Linked DNA regions of Homo sapiens: region 2 is linked to region 1. A link is a loop called in an ENCODE intact Hi-C map of the cell type or tissue named here. Cell type or tissue: body of pancreas. All regions are shown on one strand. Links, peaks and the distances in the headings refer to the core of each region. The heading gives the core; the rest is flanking DNA. Region 1 overlaps TBCB (tubulin folding cofactor B). Region 2 has its middle 17 kb from the start of COX7A1.

The links. Peaks named below come from ENCODE experiments on the same cell type or tissue, not always from the same donor. Only the 100,000 strongest peaks of a DNase experiment are listed, where the experiment ranks them.
Region 2: it touches region 1 in a loop (3-fold over the local background); 104 of 110 quality-filtered maps call a loop at or near these places.

The regions. Positions count from the first base shown.
Region 1 is chr19:36,116,852-36,124,923 of GRCh38, reverse strand. It overlaps TBCB (tubulin folding cofactor B), which reads right to left. Exons shown (of 6, transcript NM_001281.3): 3 at 4,118-4,214; 4 at 3,206-3,397. Among named protein-coding and RNA genes, the nearest start is that of TBCB, 5.4 kb to the right of the region's middle. In body of pancreas, for the core only: no CTCF peak of the experiment used is centred there; no DNase peak of the experiment used is centred there.
Region 2 is chr19:36,164,106-36,175,602 of GRCh38, reverse strand. No RefSeq gene overlaps it. Among named protein-coding and RNA genes, the nearest start is that of COX7A1, 17 kb to the right of the region's middle. In body of pancreas, for the core only: a CTCF peak has its summit at 4,704 (motif pointing right); a DNase peak (open chromatin) is centred at 4,722; H3K27ac peaks cover 1,061 bases.

The DNA of each region.
Region 1 (8,072 bases), core at 974-3,473:
GGCAACAGGAAGTTGAGGCTGCAGTGAGCCACGATCATGGCCAAAGGACATGAACACACACTTCTCAAAAGATGACATACTGGCCGGGTGCGGTGGCTCACGCCTGTAATCCCAGCACTTTAGTAGGCTGAGGAGGGTGGATCACGAGGTCAGGAGATCGAGACCATCCTGGCTAACACGGTGAAGCCCCGTCTCTACTAAAAATACAAAAAATTAGCCGGGTGTGGTGGCGGGCGCCTGTAGTTCCAGCTACTCGGGAGGCTGAGGCAGGAGAACCGTTTGAACCCGGGAGGCGGAGGTTGGAACGAGCGAGCTGAGATCATGCCACTGTATTCCAGCCTGGGCACAAAGCGAGATTACGTCTCAAAAGAAAAAAAACAAAACCAAACCCCGACATACCGATGGGCGCAGTGGCTCATGTTTGTAATCCTAGCACTTTGGGAGATCCACCAGCTCAGGTGGATCACTTGAGGCCAGGAGTTTGAGACCAGCCTGGCCAACATGGCAAAACCCTGTCTCTACTAAAAATACAGAAATTAGCCAGGTGTTGTAGCGCTCACCTATAATCCCAGCTACTCGGGAGGCTGAGGCATGAGAATTGCTTGAACCCGGGAGGCAGAGGATGCAGTGAGCTGAGAGCACCACTGCACTCCAGCCTGGGTGACGGAGTGAGACTGTGTGTCAAAAAACAAAAGGCAAAGGATCTGAATAGACATTTCTCCAAAGAAGATACACAAATGGCCATGCAAAGATGCTCAACATCATTAGCTGCCAAAGAAGTGCAAATCAAAACCATGATGATGTTCCACTTCACACCCAGTGGATGACTGTAAGCAAAAGACAGACTAAAGTGCTGGTGAGGATGAGGACAAAATGGGACCCTTCTGCACTGCTGGCGGGAATGAAAACTGCTGCAGCGGCTGTGGGAAGCAGTGTGGCAGGTCCTCAAAAAAGTCAAGCACAGTGTTACCATGTGGCCCAGGGATTCCACTCCTAGGCACAGAGAAATGAAAACAAATGTCCACATAAAAATGTATTTTTTATTTTTTGAGATGGAGTCTTGCATGGTTGCCCAGGCTGGAGTGCAGTGGTGTGATCTTGGCTCACTGCAACCTCCGCCTCCCAGGCTCAAGCGATTCTCCTGCCTCAGCCTTCCGGGTAGCTGCGATCACAGGCACCCGCCACCACGCCCAGTTAATTTTTGAATTTTTAGTAGAGATGGGGTTTCACCATGTTGGCCAGGCTGGTCTCAAAATTCCTGATCTCAGGTGATCTGCCCACCTTGGCCTCCCAAAGTGCTGGAATTACAGGCATGAGCCACCATGCCCAGCCACACAGAAATTTATAAAAGAATGTTCAGGCCTAGCATGGTGGCTCACACCTGTAATCCCAGCACTTTGGGAGGCTGAAGCAGGACGATCACTTGAGCGGGAAGAGTTTGAGACCAGCCTGGGCCACATGGCGAAATCCCATCCTACAAAAAAAACCACAAAACTTTAGCCGGGGGTGGTGATGAGTACCTGTATTCCCAGCTACTCAGGAGGCCGAGGTGGGAGGATGGCTTGAGCCCAAGAGGTTAAGGCTGAAATGGCCGAGATTGTGCCACTGCATTCCAGCCTGGGCAATAGCCAGATGCTGTCTCAAATTAGAAAAAAAAAAAAAAAAAAAAGAAGAAGGTTCATAGCAGCATTATTCATAATAGCCAAAAAGTGGAAATGACCCTAATGTCCACTAACTGGTGACTGGATACACTGTGGTCTAGGCGCTCAATGCAGGACTATTTGGCAACAGTGTGGCACTGACACAGGCATGCCACGGATGAAACTTGAAAGCATTCTGCTCAGTGGAAGGCGCCAGTTACAAAAGGCCACAGACTGCATGATCCTATTCCTATGAAACATCCAGAATCGGCAAATTAGAGACAGACGTAAATTAGTGGCTGAAGACGACTGGGGGATGGGTACACACAGGCATAAAGACGGAAATACCAGACAGTGGGGATGCCAGAAACAGGAGGGTGGTGAGGGTTGAAAAATTATCTGTTGGGTACGATGTTCACAATTTGGGTCATGGGTACACTAGAAGCCCGGTCCCCACCCACTAGCAGGCAACACACCCATGTAACAATACATATATGTACCCCGTGTATCTTTTTTTTTTTTTTTTTTTGGAGACAGGGTCTCCCTCTGTCACCCAGGCTGCAGTGCAGTGGTGCGATCATAGCTCACTGCAGCCTCAACTCCCGGGCTCAAGCCATCCTCCCACCTCAGCCTCCCAAGTAGCTGGGGCACCTATAGGTGCTCACCACCACAACTGACAAAAGTTTTGTGGGATTTTTTTTTTTTTTTTTTTGTAGAGACAGGGTCTCATTATGTTGCCCAGGCTGGTCTCAAATTCCTGGGTTCAAGTGATCCTCCTGTCTCAGCCTCCCAAAGTGCTGGGATTACAGGTGTGAGCCACTGCACCCAGCCTTTTTTTTGAGACTGGGTCTTTCTCTGCTGCCCAGGCTAGGGTGCAATGACACAATCATAGCTCACTGTAACCTCCAACTCCGGGGCTCAAGCAAGCCTCCCACCTTGTTCTCCCAAAGTGCTGAGTTTACAGGCGTGAGCCATCATGCCTAGCCTGTTCTTTTTAAAAAAATCCACACTGCTCTCCACTGTGACGCCGCCCTGCCCATGCCCCTGACTACACTTCTCCCCTCTCCTCCCGCTCCCCTTCCCCAGGTGGACCTCCTGCGCTCTGCTCACCTGCACCCGCTACTCCTTCTGGCGGGAACTCTTCCTCCCTTTTCACCTGGCTGCTGCCTCCTTTCCTTCAGATGCTCCCAGCCTCCAGGTGCTTCCTCTGGGCTCACACAGCCCCCTGTGTTCCCTCACTCCTGCCTTGGTCACGCCGCCCGTTTCCCCACCGCGACTGACACTGCCCCACGCTTCGAAGCGCACAGGCCGCGTGCCTCTGGCTTCTGCTTCCTCCCTCGCTGGACAGATCACTCCGCCTGCGCCTCCCACTTCCCTCCACAAACACTCTGGGCCGTCAGTGTCGGCAGATGGTTCCGTCACCTCCAGGGACTGAGATCGTTTCGAGTCCCCCCCAACCCCGCGCCCCTAGGCAGAGCGTGGTCTCCGAGGCTCCACTGTGCCCCCAACATTTCCTCCCGGCCTTGGAGCCCTGGAGCCCGGGACCGGGCCCGCGAGCCACGCACCTACATACATGACGGTGCCCCGGCGAGGGGATTGTCCCGCCGCCCGCACCTCACAGCGGCTGCCCACGGGGATGGAGCTGGCCTGGGCCTTCTCCTCGGCCAGGCGCTGGGCGGCCTCGGCCTCCTGCTGAGCCCGCTCCTCCTCGTTGTACCGGCCGAGCTTGCTGCGCTTCAGGAAAGAGCGGACCGTGTCTGTGGGCAGAGGGGGCTGGGGTCAGTTGGGGTGTCGGCCGGGCCTAACAGGATGACGCTCCACCCACGAGGGGCCCACGTTCACGGAGGAACTCTCTCTTCCAGGTGACAAAGGGCTGTCACCCAAGCCCCAGGTCTCCCACCACAGCCTTAGCCTCTCCCAGGACTCCTAGGCCCCCCAACTCCACAATCGTAAATGGAAGGGGTGCCGCCTGCACCCCTCACTACAGGACCCATGGTCTCTCACCCCTTCAGCGCACATCTGCCTTCATCATCCGCCTTCCTCCTCCGCCCTCCTCCGGCCCTGAGGCCCCCGGTCTCCCCCAACACTCGATCCGTCCCAGGCGCCCTCACTGACCGCCACCCTGTCCACTCGCATTCCACCTGTCCTGCCCTCCACACCCCGTCCGACCGCCCCATGCCCCCATCTGACCCTGACAACACCCAGCCCCCACACCTACCCCTCAACTCCCTCCACTTTCCCAGCCCTCCCCCGACCACGTCTGACTGCCCATACCCCTGACACCTCCCGGCCCTCATTCCCACCCCAGGCCTCCGTCTGTCCCCACTCCCAGCCTCACCCCTATATCCTCCCAAGCTCTCGGCCCCCCGTCTACACCACTGGCCTCCCTGCAGGGGCCCTGTCTAACCTGCCCGCCCTCATACCTGCACATACTCCCTCTGGCCCCCACGCACCCCTCGACGCCCACCTGCCCGTACCTTGCCTCTGGTCGTAGGCTTCTTGTGAGATCGTGTACTTCTCCACCCGGGACACGTCCTCATACTCACCAAGGCGGGCGCCACTGTGGTCAATGACCTGTGTGAGGGGAGGGGCTCCGTGGGGATCAGGGTCTGGCCAGGGAGGCCTGGGTGCTGGGTGCAGGGACTTCAGTGTCTCCATCTGGGAAAAACGCATCTCCCTCCCTCGCCTGTACTGCAGCCTTCTCTTCTCTCCTGAGCCCAGCGGAAGGGAGAAGTAGCTACGTACACTGGCCACCTCCCCTTCCTCACCCCCATCCAAGCTCCCAGAGGCTGCCTCTGTCCCCAGAAGTTCCCCGCTTGCTGGCATCAACATCGCCAAGGGCCCCAAAGTCACAGAGTCCAACCGGCAGAGCTCAGGCCTTGCCCACAGCCCTGTGCACAGCGCATCTCCTCGATGGGCCTCTGGGACTCTCCTAAGCTGGCCCCAACCTCAGGCCCCAGAGCATCTCTTCCTGTTCTGCCCCCACTATTCATTCATTCATTGGTTTCCGAGCTCCCAGGGGCCCAGCTGGGCCTCATGCTGGGGACTCAGTGTAAACACAGACGCACTCTGCCCTCAGGCTGTGCTCATTGTGCAGGGAGAAGGCCAACCACAAACAAAGGAACAGGTACCTATGAAACACTGGAGGATGGCTATGGAGAAAAATATGACAGGGAAGAGGCTTAAGGAGCATGGGAGGGTAGGCTTCCCAAAAGAGGGGATGTTTCAGCCAAGGCTGGAAAGATGAGCAAGAACGGCAGGTGCAGACGGCCAGAGGTAGAAATGTCCTTCACGCTCTAGAGTGGGTGGTGCGGGTGGGGTGGAGCGAGCCAGAGGGAGAGTGGAAGACACAAGGGACTGCTGGAGACTTTGGGTTTTTTTTTTTTTTTTGACGGAGTCTCGCTCTGTCACCCAGGCTGGAGTGTGGTGGTGTGATCTCAGCTCACGGAAACCTCTGCCTCACTGCAAATTCAAGTGATTCTCCTGCCTCAGCCTCCCGGGCAGCTGAAACTATAGGCACACACCACCACACCCGGCTAATTTTTGTATTTTTAAGTAGAGACGACATTTTGCCATGCTGGTCAGGCTGGTCTAGAACTCCTGACCTCAAGTGATCTTCCCACCTCAGCCTCCCAATGTACTGGGTGGGATTACAGGCACGATCCACCGCACCTGGCCTAGACTTTGGTTTTTATCTGGAGCGAAGTGCCACCAGGGCAGGGCTCTGAGCTAGGAGGGCCCTGGCCTGACTCAGGTGGTCCCAGGCTCCCTCTGGCTGAGATGGGGAGCGGGGAGGCCAGGGAGGAAGCTGCCGGGATGGCGAGGTTGGGGGAAGGATGGAGGCTGGACCAGGGTCAGGGAAGTTTTTGTAGGTGGAGCCGAGAGGATTTGATGAGAGTGGATGTGGGGGTGAGGGAGAGAGCGGGCCCAAGGAACACCCTGAGGTGTCTGGCCTAAGCCACTGGGCTAACATGGCAAAATAGGAATGGCCTTTACCTCCGGATGAAGCGTCACTGAGAATTTCTGTTGAGAATTTTCACAAATTTGAAGTTCTGTTATTTTAAACAATGAATATGGGTGATATTTATAAAGAGAAAAAGAATTTTAGAAAATGTAAAAATTCCCCAGTGGCTCCACTCTGGAACACCTTCCTTGAGTGGCCTGGGAGGTCTGTGTGTACCTGAACCGCCTGTTATGAAACCTGCTCAAAGATGCCACTGCCTATGAGGTGCCTATGAACACCCGCACCCCTTAGCTTCAGCTGCCCAGGGTGGCCCAAAGGCTCAGTCCTGTGCACCCAGCAGAGGCCTGACCCACAGCTCCAGACCTCGTCCCCTCATCAGGACTCTCACAGCAGCCCCTTCCTGGTCTCCCTACTCTTCCTGTCCTCCACCACCTGTTCCCCACACACAGCCAGAGGGGGCCTGTGAACACCTGAGCCAGGTCAGGGTCCTCCCCAGCTTCCACAGTGTTTGGCCACAGAAGTGGCCTGTCTTAATCCCCACCGCGCTCCCTCCCACCTTGGAGTGTTTGCTGGGTTGTGCCCCACTCCTAGGGCACCCCTTCCCCATCTTCAGTTAACCTTTTTTTTTTTTTTTTTTTTAAAGATAGGATCTCACTCTATCATCCAAACTGGAGTGCAGTGGTGTGATCTCAGCTCACTGCAACTTCCAGCTCCTGGGTTCAAGTGATCCTCCTGCCTCAGCCTCCTGAGTAGCTAGGATTACAGGCATCTGCCACCACGCCCAGCTAATTTCTGTATTTTTAGGAGAGACGGGGTTTCACCGTCTCGAACTCCTGACCTTAAGTGATCTGTCCACCTCAGCCTCCCAAGGCACTGGGATTACAGGCGTGAACCACCATGCCCGACCAATTCTTTTTATTCTTCTCGTCTCTGCTCCAGCAGCACCACCTCCAGGATGTCCTCCCAGACGTCACTGATGCATCAGGTACCCCAGGATAGGGTCTCCCAGCTTCATGATCTCCTACACAACCCTTGTCTCCCCTGACCCTTCACATTCAGTCCTCTGGCCATTTAGCCAACATCTGCCTCATACACTAGAACTTCTCAGATGCAGTCATAATGAAACCCCTGGCACAACACAGATGGGGAATGAACAGTTAATCAACGAGAGAAAAAAGAAGCAGTTCTCTCTAGAGTCATGTAGACTGGGGCCAAAATGCTACTGACAGTTCATCCTTAAGAAAGTAGATTCTGGGCCGGGTGCGGTGGCTCATGCCTGTAATCCCAGCACTTTGGGAGGCCGAGGTGGGCGGATTACCTGAGGTCAGGAGTTCGAGACCAGTCTGACTAACATGGTGAAACCCCGTCTCTACTAAAAATACAAAAATTACCCTGGTGTAGTGGCGGGCATCTGTAATCCCACCTACTCGGGAGGCTGAGGCAGGAGAATCGCTTGAACCGGGGAGGCGGAGGTTGCAGTGAGCCGAGATCATGCCACTGCACGCCAGCCTGGGAGACAGAGCAAGACTCTGTCTCAAAAAAAATAAAAAATAAATAAATAAACTCCACCCTGAAGCTAAATTTTCTCTTCTGCAAAATGGGGATAATTACATTATCCTTGTGGTCTTACTTTATGGATTCAATTCATCATTCAACAATGATTCACAGGGCTGGGCGTGGTGGCTCATGCCTGTAATCCCAGCACTTTGCGAGGCTGAGGTGGGCAGATCACTTGAGGTCAGGAGTTCAAGACCAGCCTGGCCAACATGGTGAAACCCCAACTCTACTTAAAATACAAAATTACAAAATTAGCCAGGCGTGGTGGTGCACACCTGTAATCCCAGCTACTTGGGAGGCTGAGGCAGGAGAATAGCTTGAACCCAGGAGACAGAGGTTGCAGTGAGCTGAGATCACACCACTGCATTCCGGCCTGGGGAACAAGGGCAAAACTCTGTCTCGAACAAAACAAAACAAAAAACGATTCACGGACTATCCTCCCTGTCCCAGGCACTATTCCAAGTACTGGGGACACAGTAGTGAATTATAGTGATCAAAATTTCCACCCTCAGGGCACTCGAATCCAGGGAGACAGAGAGTAAATAAACCAGATGAGAGAAATCCAGAGTGTGTCAGAGGAGAATTACTTGTAAACACAAAAATCTAAAATAAAGCAAAGAAGGGGAAAGGAATGAGGTAAACGTTAACACTGAGGCCGGTGAAGACTTCACTAGAATACTGACACTTTAAATTAAGACAGGAAGGAAGGGTGAGGCACGCAGGCATATGACAAAAGAACCATTCAGGCCCAGGATCCAGAGGCCGAGCTCACCTGGACTGTGCAAGGAGCAATGTGGCTGCTACAGACTGAGTGAGGTCGGGAGGGAATAAGGACAGAAAGGGGCTGGGCTTGGTGGCTCACGCCTGTAATCCCAGCACTTTAGTAGGCCAAGGTGAGCTGATCACTTGAG
Region 2 (11,497 bases), core at 3,676-6,175, 48 kb before region 1:
ATGCCTCCATGTTGGGTGTGGAAGAGCCTCTTCCAGTTGGCTCCTGTGTCCTTTTGCTATGACCCAGTCCTCTTTGATTATTTGCCCCGTCTGCCACCACAAGATGTTCCAAGTTCATCTTGTTCATTTCCTGTCTCTCACCTTTAAGTCGCCATTTTCCAAGGAGCCCTCTTCTTTCCTTTAGGTATTTTGGTACTTTCCCAAATGGCATTTGGAAACCACAATCAGGTTGTTAGGAGTGCTTCCTGCTCCTGGTTGGCCATTTTTAAGATATGTATGCATTTTAAGCCATTCTATAGACATTGCTCAAGTGCCTTCAGGAAGATTATGCAGCTGTACATCTACCTACAGTAGAAGAGATCCCAAAGCCACGCTCATCCAATCCTGGAGAATCATTTATTTTGAATATAGACCATTGAATAGGTGAAAAATGGAAAAGTCACTTTTTGTACATTTGCATTCCTTCAATAATGATTACCATTTGTTCACATATTTGTTGACCATTGGAATTGATTTTAGCACAGTGCCTAAAATATAGTAGGTGCTCAATAAATATTTGTTAATTGAATAAATTACTTGTATGTTCATATCCCTTGTTCATTTAATATGGGGAGGGGTCATATTTTTCTTACTTAAAAGAGCTATTTTTGAAAGGATTACATGTGTATAAAGTTCCTAGCACCATGCCTGATGCATGCATTGCCATTTATGTCTCTGGTGGGTGGCTTTTTTTTTTCTACTTTAAAAGAGAAGGGGCCGGGTGCGGTGACTCACACCTGTAATCCCAGCACTTTGGGAGGCCAAGGTGGGCAGATCACCTGAGGTCAGGAGTTCAAGATCAGCCTGGCCAACATGGTAAAACCCTGTCTCTACTAAAAATTCAAAATTAGCCAGGCGTGGTGGCGTGCACCTGTAATCCTAGCTTCTCGGGAGGCTGAGACAAGAGAATCGCTTGAACCTGGGAGGCAGAGGTTACAGTGAGCCGAGATCGCAGCACTGCACTCCAGCCTGGGTGACAGAGCGAGACTCCGTCTAAAAAAAAAGAGAATAATAAGGAGGTCAGGTGCAGTGTCTCATTCCTATAATCCCAACACTTTGGGAGGGGCCAGTGAAAGGATCGCTTGAGGCCAGGAGTTAAAACCAACCTGGGCAACACAGCAAGACACTATCTCCAAAAAATTTAAAAATTGGCCAGGTGTAGTGGCACACCTATAGTCCCAGCTACTCAGGATGCTGAGGAGGGAGGATCACTTGAGCCCAGGAGTTCGAAGCTGCTGTGAGCTGTGATCCTGCCTCTTGTACTCCAACCTGGGCAACAGAGTGAAACCCTGTCTTAACAAACAAAAAAGAAAAAAAGAAAAAGAAAAAGAGAGAGAAAGAGATAAGGATAAGGAATTTGGCCGGGCATGATGGCTTACGTCTGTAATCCCAGCACTTTGGGAGGCTGAGGCAGGCAGATAGCTTGAGCCCAGGAGTTCAAGACCAGCATACGCAACACGGCAAAACCTCATCTCTACAAAAAATACAAAAATTAGCCAGACGTGCTGGCATGCACCCGTAGTCCCAGCTACTCAGGAGGCTGAGGCGGGAGGACTGCTTGAAACCAGAAGGCTGAGATTGCACCACTGCACTCCAGCCTGGGCAACAGACCAAGACCGTGTCTTAAAAAAAAAAAAAAAAAAAAAGATGTGTATGTGCAGCTCTGCTTCTGCAAGAAGGGCCTAGACTCACCACCTCTTGAGAAGAGAATGGCCACCTCCTCGGGTGTAACTTTTTCGTGCTGGAAGTAACCTGTGTTTGCAGCAGGCTGGGTTTAAGAGTATCTTCCTGTCTTCCATGCATTCCATCGAGGTCAGAGCCAGGGCCTTCTATGGAATTCTGTTGGATGCAGAAAGCACTGGAACTTGAATCTATGTTTACACTTTTGTGCAGAAAACACCAGAACAGCTTCCAATTCTGGAAGGGACATTTTTGGTTCAGTGAAGCCAGGACTTGCTGCTTTGATCATTCAACCTAAGCAGCTGGCTGAGACTGTTCAAGGACTCTGAGAGGTGGCCAAAGACTCAATCCCCTAAAGTGACTGCAACAGACCCCAGTGGTCCTGAAGGCAACTGAAGGCAATGATAGACCTGTGCTTACTGTCAGAATGGAAGAGCCAGACTCTGTTCTTTGAGGTAAGGGAGAGCTTCAAGAAATCGCATTTGGGCCAGATGCGGTGGCTCACACCACTAATCCCAGCACTTTGGGAGGCTGAGCCAGGCAGATCACCTGAGGTCAGGAGTTCGAGACCAGCCAGCCAACATGGCGAAACCCTGTCTCTACTAAAAATCCAAAAATTAGCCGAGTGTGGTGACACACACCTGTAATTCCAGCTACTCAGGATGCTAAAGCACAAGAATTGCTTGACCCAGGAGGCAGAGATTGCAGTGAGCCAAGATCGAAACACTGTGCTCCAGCCTGGGTAATGGAGTGAGACTGTCTAAAAAAAAAAAAAAAAAAAAAAGTAGTAGTCACATTTGACCAGGCACAGTGGCTCACGCCTGTAATCTCAGCACTTCGGGAGGCCGAGACAGGAGGATCACTGGAGCCTGGGAGTTTAAGACCAGCTTGGGCAACATAGTGAGACCCCCATCTCTACAAAAATAAAAATAAAAAAATTAGCTAGGTATGGTGATGTGCACCTGTGGTCCAAGTTACTAGGGAGGCCGAGGTGGGAAGATCACTTGAGCCTGGACATCAAGGCTACAGTGAGCTATGATCACACCACTGAACTCCAGCCTGGGGAACAGAGCAAAACCCTGTCTCAAAAAAAAAAGAAGTCCTCCTGCCTCAGCCTCCTGAGTGGCTGGGACTATCGTGATGTGCCACTATGCCTGGAACAGTATTTATTGATACTGATTTGAACAAGTAATCAAATAATATATTTATGTTTTGAACAAACAAAAAATATTATATGACCCAATGGAAAAAAATGGGTATTGAACCCTGACTGGATATTTAGTTGTATTAAGGAATTCATGTTAATTGTTTAGGTGTGATATGGAGTTGTCTCTTAGAGATAGAATTTGAAGTATTCATGGATGAAAGGATATGATGATGCCTTGGCTTTGATTTAAAAATCCATTGAGGGGAAAAGGTGGGTGGGGTATAGATGAGGCAAGTTTGCTGAGGCTCGGTGATAGGTACAGGGGGTTCATTATTCTACTTGCTGTGTTTTTGTGTGTTTGACATTTCCCATCATTACGAACTGAAATATATTTCCTGAGCACCTACTGTGTGTCAGGCACTGTTCCAGACACTGGAGATCAGCAGGGAACAATACTGAAAAACTCCACGCATTCATGTAGCTGAGATGCTGGCAGGATCATAATAACTAACCTTTTTTTATTTTTTATTATTTATTTATTTATTTTGAGATGGAGTCTGGCTCTTTCACCCAGGCCCAAGTGCAGTGGCGCAATCTCGGCTCACTGCAAGCTCCGCCTCCCGGGTTCACGCCATTCTCCTGCCTCAGCCCCCCAAGTAGCTGGGACTACAGGCACCCGCCACCATGCCTGGCTAATTTTTTGTATTTTTAGTAGAGACAGGGTTTCACCGCATTAGCCAGGATGGTCTCGATCTCTTGACCTCGTGATCCGCCTGCCTCGGCCTCCCAAAGTGCTGGGAGTACAGGCGTGAGCCACCGCACCCGGCCTTATTTTTTATTTTTGAGACAGGGTCACATTCTGTCACCCAGGGTGGAGTGCAGTGGTGCAATCCTGGCTCACTGCAACCTCTGCCTCTCAGGCCCAAGTGATTCCCTCACCTCAGCCTTTCCCAGTAGCTGGGACCACAGGCATGGGCCACCACGCCCAGCTAATTTTTTTATTTTTATTTTTGTTGAGAAGGGATCTCACTGTGTTTCCTAGGCTGGTCTCCAATTCCTGGGCTTCAGTGGTCCTCTTGTCTCAGCCTCCCAAAATGTTGGGATTTCAGGTGTGAGCCACCACACCTGGCCAGGAACAAATTATCCTTTTATTACTGGGAAAGGCTGGGCATGTTTTGGGGGGTGCTCTTGTTGTTGTTGGTCGTGTATGTGTGTGTTGTTTGCTTTTGTATATACATGAACTTTTCCCAGAAAGATACACAAGAAACAAGTAAGTGGCTGGGCGCGGTGGCTCATGCCTGTAATCCCAGCACTTTGGAAGGCCGAGGCGGGCGGATAACCTGCGGTCAGGAGTTTGAGACCAGCCTGACTAACATGGTAAAACTTCCTTCTCTACTAAAAATACAAAAAAAAAAAAAAAAAAAAAGCCGGGTGTGGTGGTGCACGCCTGTAATCCCAGCTGCTCAGGAGGCTGAGGCAGAAGAATCGCTTCAACCCAGGAGGCGGAGGTTGCAGTGAGCCGAGTTCGCACCACTGCACTCCAGCCTGGGCAACAGAGCGAGACTCCATCTCAAAAAAGAAAAAGAAAAAGAAAAAAAGAAAAGAAAAAAAGAAATAACATAGAATAGTTCCCCTGGAAAGAAACCTAGAGTCCCCAGGGAGAGGAAGACCCTGTTTATCCTCATGAATTTTAAACCATGTGACTTTATCATCTGTTCAGCAACTGGGAGAATAAAAACTAAAAATTTTGAATAGCAAGTTCTAAAATACCAAGAATGGTTAGAGTATGGGAAGGACCAGGTGGAAAGGGCAGTTGTTTCTGTGCCCGCCACAAGATGGCAGCAGAGCGGCACCAAAGTCCGCCCGAGGGCAGGTCCCCTTCCCACCTACAACCCGCAACTCCTGTGGTCTTCCCACCCGCTGTGTGATTGTGGCAGGGCTGAACCATCCACACATTCTACACTCGCAGAAACTGAGATAATAAATAAGTATTGTTCTGAACTGCGTGGCCGGGCACCGTGGCTCATGCCTGTAATCACAGCACTTTGAGAAGGTGAGGCTGGCGGATCACCTGAATTTAGGAGTTCGAGACCAGCCTGGCCAACATGGCGAAATCCCATCTCTACTAAAAATACAAAAATTAGCAGGGCGTGGTGGCGGGCGCCTGTAATCCCAGCTAGTCGGGAGTCTGAAGCAGGAGAATCGCTTGAATCCGGGAGGCGGAGGTTGCAGTGAGCCAAGATCGTGCCACTGCACTCCAGCCTGGGCGACAGAATGAGACTCCCTCTCAAGAGAAAGTCAACTGAACTGCTACATTTGGGGGTAAAATTTGTTACTTAGCAATAGATAGCTAATACACTATACATCACACCATGCCACCAAAAAAAAAAAATGAGTATGTGTTTATGTGTTTCTAAGATATAAGGACTCTTTTTTTTTTTTTTTTTTGAGACATAGTTTCACTCTGTCACCTCACCCAGGCTGGAGTGAGACCTTGTCTAAAAAAAAAAAAAAAAAAAAAAGTCATAAATTTTAAAATATTTGTTTATATCAAGATCCAAATAAGACCCCTATATTGAGATCCGTTGGTATGTAAATTCTGTTTTTATTTATTTATTTATTTATTTATTTTGAGACGGAGTCTTGCCCAGGCTGGAGTGCAGTGGCTCGATCTCACCTCACTGCAACCACCACCTCCCAGGTTCAAGCAATTCTCCTGCCTCAGCCTCCTGAGTAGCTAGGGTTATAGGCACCCGCCACCATGCCCGGCTAATATTTTTGTATTTTTAGTAGAGACGAGATTTCACCATGTTGGCCAGGCTGATTTTGAACTCCTGACCTCAAGTGATCCATCCGCCTTAGCTTCCCAAAGTGCTGGGATTACAGGCGTGAGCCACCATGCCTGGCAATTCTGTGTTCTTTAAACCACATATGTTGGTGCTTTTTTGTTCTAGCAGCTAAGTCCTCATGTAAACCGATACAGAGCAGCAGAGATGGCATCCCCCAGCTGGCCATTTATACTGAGTTTGAGCTCATTTGTCCCGCAAGTTGACAAAACCATTCCTAAATGAGACCTGTGCTATGGCAGCAGCAGTTTTTGTTTTGTTTTGTTTAGAGACAAGGACTCGCTCTGTCGCCCAGGCTGGGATTACAGGCGTGAGCCCCTGTGCCAGCTGCTTCATTGTTTTTGATATGGAGATATTGTTCCAGACTTCCTGGCACCTTGGAGCTTAATCCAGGAAACTTGTCCAGGCTGTAACCAAAGACTTTGTGTTGAGATAAGAGAAATTTTATTACTCTCTCAGAGTCGGAGCAATTAACTAGATAATGATTACAGCTGTATACACGGAGAACAGAGAAGAGATGGGTGCAGTGAGCCAGAAGCGAGAAGATGATGGTGGGCAGGAACTGGGGAAGGTGCTGGGGAGGAGAAATGGGTGGAATGAGACCCGGGATTCCCTCCCAGGAACTGGGATTGGAGGGTGATGGTAGGGAGCAGTGCGGAAGGTCCAGGCAGTTTGCCATGCCAGGCCCTATCCATGAGTGGCAAACTCAAATGCCTACAAGGACCATGCCAGAAATAGGAGTAAGTGAAATAGATGGAAGACAATAGGGGTTGGTGGGGACTTTGGTGAAGCAGAAATGCATGTCCCTATGTCAATTAGCTTTTGTTATATTAAAAAACACCCAAGGCCAGGTGCGGTGCCTCACCCCTGTAATTCCCAGCACTTTGGGAGGCCAAGGCCGGTGGATCACTGGAGGCCAGGAATTTGAGACTAGCATGGCCAACATAGTGAAACCCCATCTCTATTAAAAATACAAAAATTAGCTGGGCATGGTGGCACATGCCTGTAATCCCAGCTGCTCGGGAGGCTGAGGCAGGAGAATTGCTTGAACCTGGGAGGTGGAGGTTGCAGTGAGCCAAGACCGCACCACTGCACTCAAGCCTGGGAGACAGAATGAAACTGTTTCAAAAAACAAACAAAAACAGGCCTGGCACGGTGGCTCACGCCTGTAATCCCCGCACTGTGGGAGGCCGAGGCAGGTGGATCACCCGAGGTCTGGAGTTCGAGACCAATCTGGCCAACATGAGGAAACCCTGTCTCTATTAGAAATACAAAAAATTAGCCGGGCGTGGTGGCAGGCACCTGTAATCCCAGCTACTGGAGAGGCCTGAGGCAGGAGAATCACTTGAATCCAGGAGGTGGATGTTGCAGTGAGCTGAGATCGCACCACTGCGCTCCAGCCTGGGCAACAAGAGCGAAACTCTGTCTCAAAAACACCGCCACCCAAAACAGTGGTTTAAAATAATAAGCATCACGGCCAGGCAAGGTGGCTCTCTCCTGTAATCCCAGCACTTTGGGAGGCTGAGGTAGGCAGATCACTTTAGCTCAAGAGTTCGAGATCAGCCTGGGCAACATGGCGAAATCCCATCTCTTTAAAAATACAAAAGTTAGCCAGGTGTGGTGGCCCATGCCTGTGATCCCAGCTACTCGGGAGGCTGAGGTGGAAGGGTCATTTGAACCCAGGAGGTGGAGGTTGCAGTGAGCCAAGATTGCACCACTGCACTCCAGCCTGGACGGCAGGGCAAGACCGTGTCTTGAAAAAATGAATAAATAAATAAATAAGCGTGTCAAAAAAGAATAACTTGAGGAATGACTGTGGGCTATTGTAAACATAATCAGATAGTTATTCTAATTGTAGCTGCTGTACCAGATGTAATATGCTTGCTGGAACAAATCAACAGAATCTGGTATTGGTATGCAGCTATTAACCTGCCTAATGCCTTTTTCTCCATATCAATTTTCAAGGACCACCAGAAGCAGTTTGCTTTTAATTGGCAGACCCAACAGTATACCTTGAGAGTGGTATTTCCAGGCTACAGCAGTTCTCCTGCTCTTTGCCCCAATATTGTCCACTAAATCTTGATCATTTTGACATTTCACAAGCCATCACATCGGTCTGCTACAAGAATGACATTATGCTGATTGGTCCTGACGAGCAACAAATAGCAAGTACTTTAAATGCTTTAGTAAGGTATGTACGAATGAGAAAATTGGAGAAAGTCACCATCAAAATTCAGCGACCCCCTCCCACCTCAGTGAAGTTTTGGGGGGTTACAGGGGAAGAAAAATATATATATTTTTGAGACAGAGTCTCACTCTGTCGCCCAGGCTGGAGTACAGTGGCACAATCTCGGCTCACTGCAACCTCTGCCTCCCGGGTTCAAGCAAGTCTCCTGCCTCAGTCTCCCGAGTAGCTCAGATTACAGGCGCGTGCCACCATGCCCATCTAATTTTTTGTAGTTTTAGTAGAGATGGGGTTTCACCATGCTGGCTAGGCGGGTCTCGAAATCCTGAGCTTGTAATATGCCCGCCTCGGCCTCCCAAAGTGCTGGGATTACAGGTGTAAGCCACCATGCCTGGCTTTTTTTTTTTTTTTTTTTTTGAGATAGAGTCTCACTCTGTTGCCCAGGCTGGAGTGAAGTGGCGCGATCTCGGCTCACTGCAACCTCCGTCTCCTGGGTTCAAGTGATTCTCCTGCCTCAGCCTCCCAAGTAGTGGGACTACAGGTGTATGCCACCACACCCAGCTAATTTTTGTATTTTTAGTAGAGACGGGATTTCGCCATGTTATCCAGGCTGGTCTTGAACTCCTGACCCCAGGTAATCCACCTGCCTCGGCCTCCCAAAGTGCTGGGATTACAGGCATGAGCCATGGTGCCTGGCCTGAAAAATATTTTTTCTTTAATCCTCATAAGTTCCTAGTTGGAATGTACCCCTGTAACAAAAGATAATAAGAGAAAAACAAACAGAAGCTTATTAACATGTATATTTCTTATACACATGGGAGACACCCAGGGAATGAGTAGTTCTCAAAGAGGTGGCTTCGAATTCCAGCTTATACAGCGTCTTCAACAAAAAGCATAAAATTTTTAGAGAAATTATAGAACAAAGGAAAAGGGGTAGTAACTTGTGAGAAGCCAAATAAAAGCAGAGGAAGCCTAGTTTGAAAACTTGTTGGCCCGGCATGGCGGCTCACGCCTGTAATCCCAGCACTTTGGGAGGCCGAGGCAGGCAAATCATCTGTGGTCAGGAGTTCAAGACCAGCCTGGCCAACATGGTGAAACCCGTCCCTACTAAAAATACAAAAAAAACAAAGCAAAACAAAAAAAGCTGAGCACGGTGGTGGCGCCTGTAATCCCAGCTACTCACGAGGCTGAAGGAGGAGAATCGCTTGAACCCGGGAGGCGAAGGTTGCAGTGAGCCGAGATTACACCACTGCACTCCAGCCTGGGCAACGGAGTGAGACTCTGTCTCAACAAAAAAAAAAGAAAACTCGTTAATGTAGATTCCTCTGGTACCATCTCCAGTCTGATAAGGATCTAAAATTATCTTCAGGCCAGGCACAGTGGCTCATGCCTATAATCTCAGCCCTTCAGAGGCTCAGGCGGGAGGATTGTTTGAGCCCAGGAGTTAGAGACCAGCCTGGACAATAGAGTAGGACCTCATCTCTATAAAATTAGCCGGGCATGGTGGTCCACAACTGTTGTCCCAGCTATTCAGGAGGTTGAGATTGGAGGATCACTTGAGCCCAGGATGTTGAAGCTGCTGAGCTGTGATTTTATCACTGCGCTTCAGTCTGGGTGACAAAGTGAGACCCTGTCTCAAAAAGGAAGGAAAGAGGGAAAGGAGGGAGGGAGGGAAATAAAGATATCTTTTCTACTTTTTTTTTTTTTTTTTTTTTGGAGATGGAGTGTCGCTCTGTCACCCAGGCTAGAGTGCAGTGGCATGATCTCGGCTTACTGCAACCTCCATCTCTGGGGTTCAAGCAATTCTGCCTCAGCCTCCCAAGTAGCTGGGACTACAGGCGCACAGCAGCACACCCAGCTAATTTTTTGTATTTTAGTAGAGAAGGGGTTTCACTTTGTTGCCCAGGCTGGTCTCGAACTCCTGAGCTCAGGCAATCCGCCTGCCTGGGCATCCCAAAGTGCTGGGATTTCGGGCATGAGCCACCACACCCAGCAAGAAAGAAAGATATTTTTTCTTTTCTTCTTCTTTTTTTTTTGAGACGGAATTTCACTCTTGTTGCCCAGGCTGGAATGCAATGGCACCATCTCGGCTCACCGCAACCTCCACCTCCCAGGTTCAAGCGATTCTCCTGCCTCAGCCGGCTGAGTAGCTGGGATTCCAGGCATGCGCCACCACGCCTTGCTAATTTTGTATTTTTAGTAGAGACTGGGGTTTCTCCATGTTGGTCAGGCTGGTCTCGAACTCCCGACCTCAGGTGATCCGCCGCCTCGGCCTCCCAAAGTGCTGGGATTACAGGCGTGAGCCACTGCGCCCGGCCAAGAAAGATATCTTTTCTAAGGTGAAAGACAAGTTGCTGCAAGTTGCAGTACCTACCACAAAGAAAGAAGTACAATGGTCGGTAGGTTTTTTTATTTGGGAGGCAACATTGAGTATGCTGTTTTGACCCATCTGCAAAATCACCCAGAAGGCTGCATGCTTTGAGTGGAGACCAGAGCAAGAGAAGGCAATAGGGTAAGAGGAGGCTGCAGTAGAAGCTGCTCTTTTTTAAAATTTTTTTTTTTGAGACGAAGTCTCACTCTGTCGCCCAGGCTGGAGTGCAGGGGCACGATCTCAGCTCACTGCAACCTCCCAGGCTGGAGTGCAGTGGTGTGATATCAGCTCACTGCAACCTCCGCTTCCCGGTTTCAAGAGATTCTCCTGCCTCAGCTTCCCAAGTAGCTGGGACTACAGGCATGCGCCACCACACCCAGCTAATTTTTTATTTTTAGTAGAGACGGGGTTTCACCATGTTGGTCAGGCTGGTCTTGAACTGCTGACCTCAGGTGATCTGCCCGCCTCAGCCTCCCAAAGTGCTGGGATTACAGGAGTGAGCCACCACACCCAGCCAAAAATTTTTTTTTTTTTGAGTCGGAGTCTCACTCTGTCCCCTAGGCTGGAGTGCAGTGGCGCGATCTCGGCTCACTGCAAGCTGCGCCTCCCGGGTTCACACCATTCTCCTGCCTCAGCCTCCCGAGTAGCTGGGACTACAGGTGCCCACCACCACGCCCGGCTAATTTTTTGTATTTTTAGTAGAGACGGGGTTTCACCGTGTTAGCCAGGATGGGCTCGATTTCCTGACCTCGTGATCTGCCCATCTCGGCCTCCCAAAGTGCTGGGATTACAGGCGTTGAGCCACCGTGCCGGCTTTTGAAGCTGCTTTACCATTAACAAGGTCAGAGTCCTTCAACACTAACCTCTGTTGCATTGGTTCCTAGACTTCAAGCCAAACTTTTCCTCTGGCATGTTCCTTATGCCCAGTGAAATGAGGAAGAAACTTGGCTGGGCGTGGTGGCTCACGCCTGTAATCTCAACACTTTGGGAGGCTGAGGCAGGTGGATCACGAGGTCAGGAGTTTGAGACCATCCTGGCCAACATGGTGAAACCCCGTCTCTACTAAAAATACAAAAATTAGCTGGGCATGGTGGCAGGCACCTATAGTACCAGCTACTCGGGAGGCTGAGGCAGGAGAATCTCTTGAACCCAGAAGGTGGAGGGTGCAGTGAGCTGAGATCGCACCACTGCACTCCAGCCTGGCAACAAAGCGAGACTCCGTTTCAAAA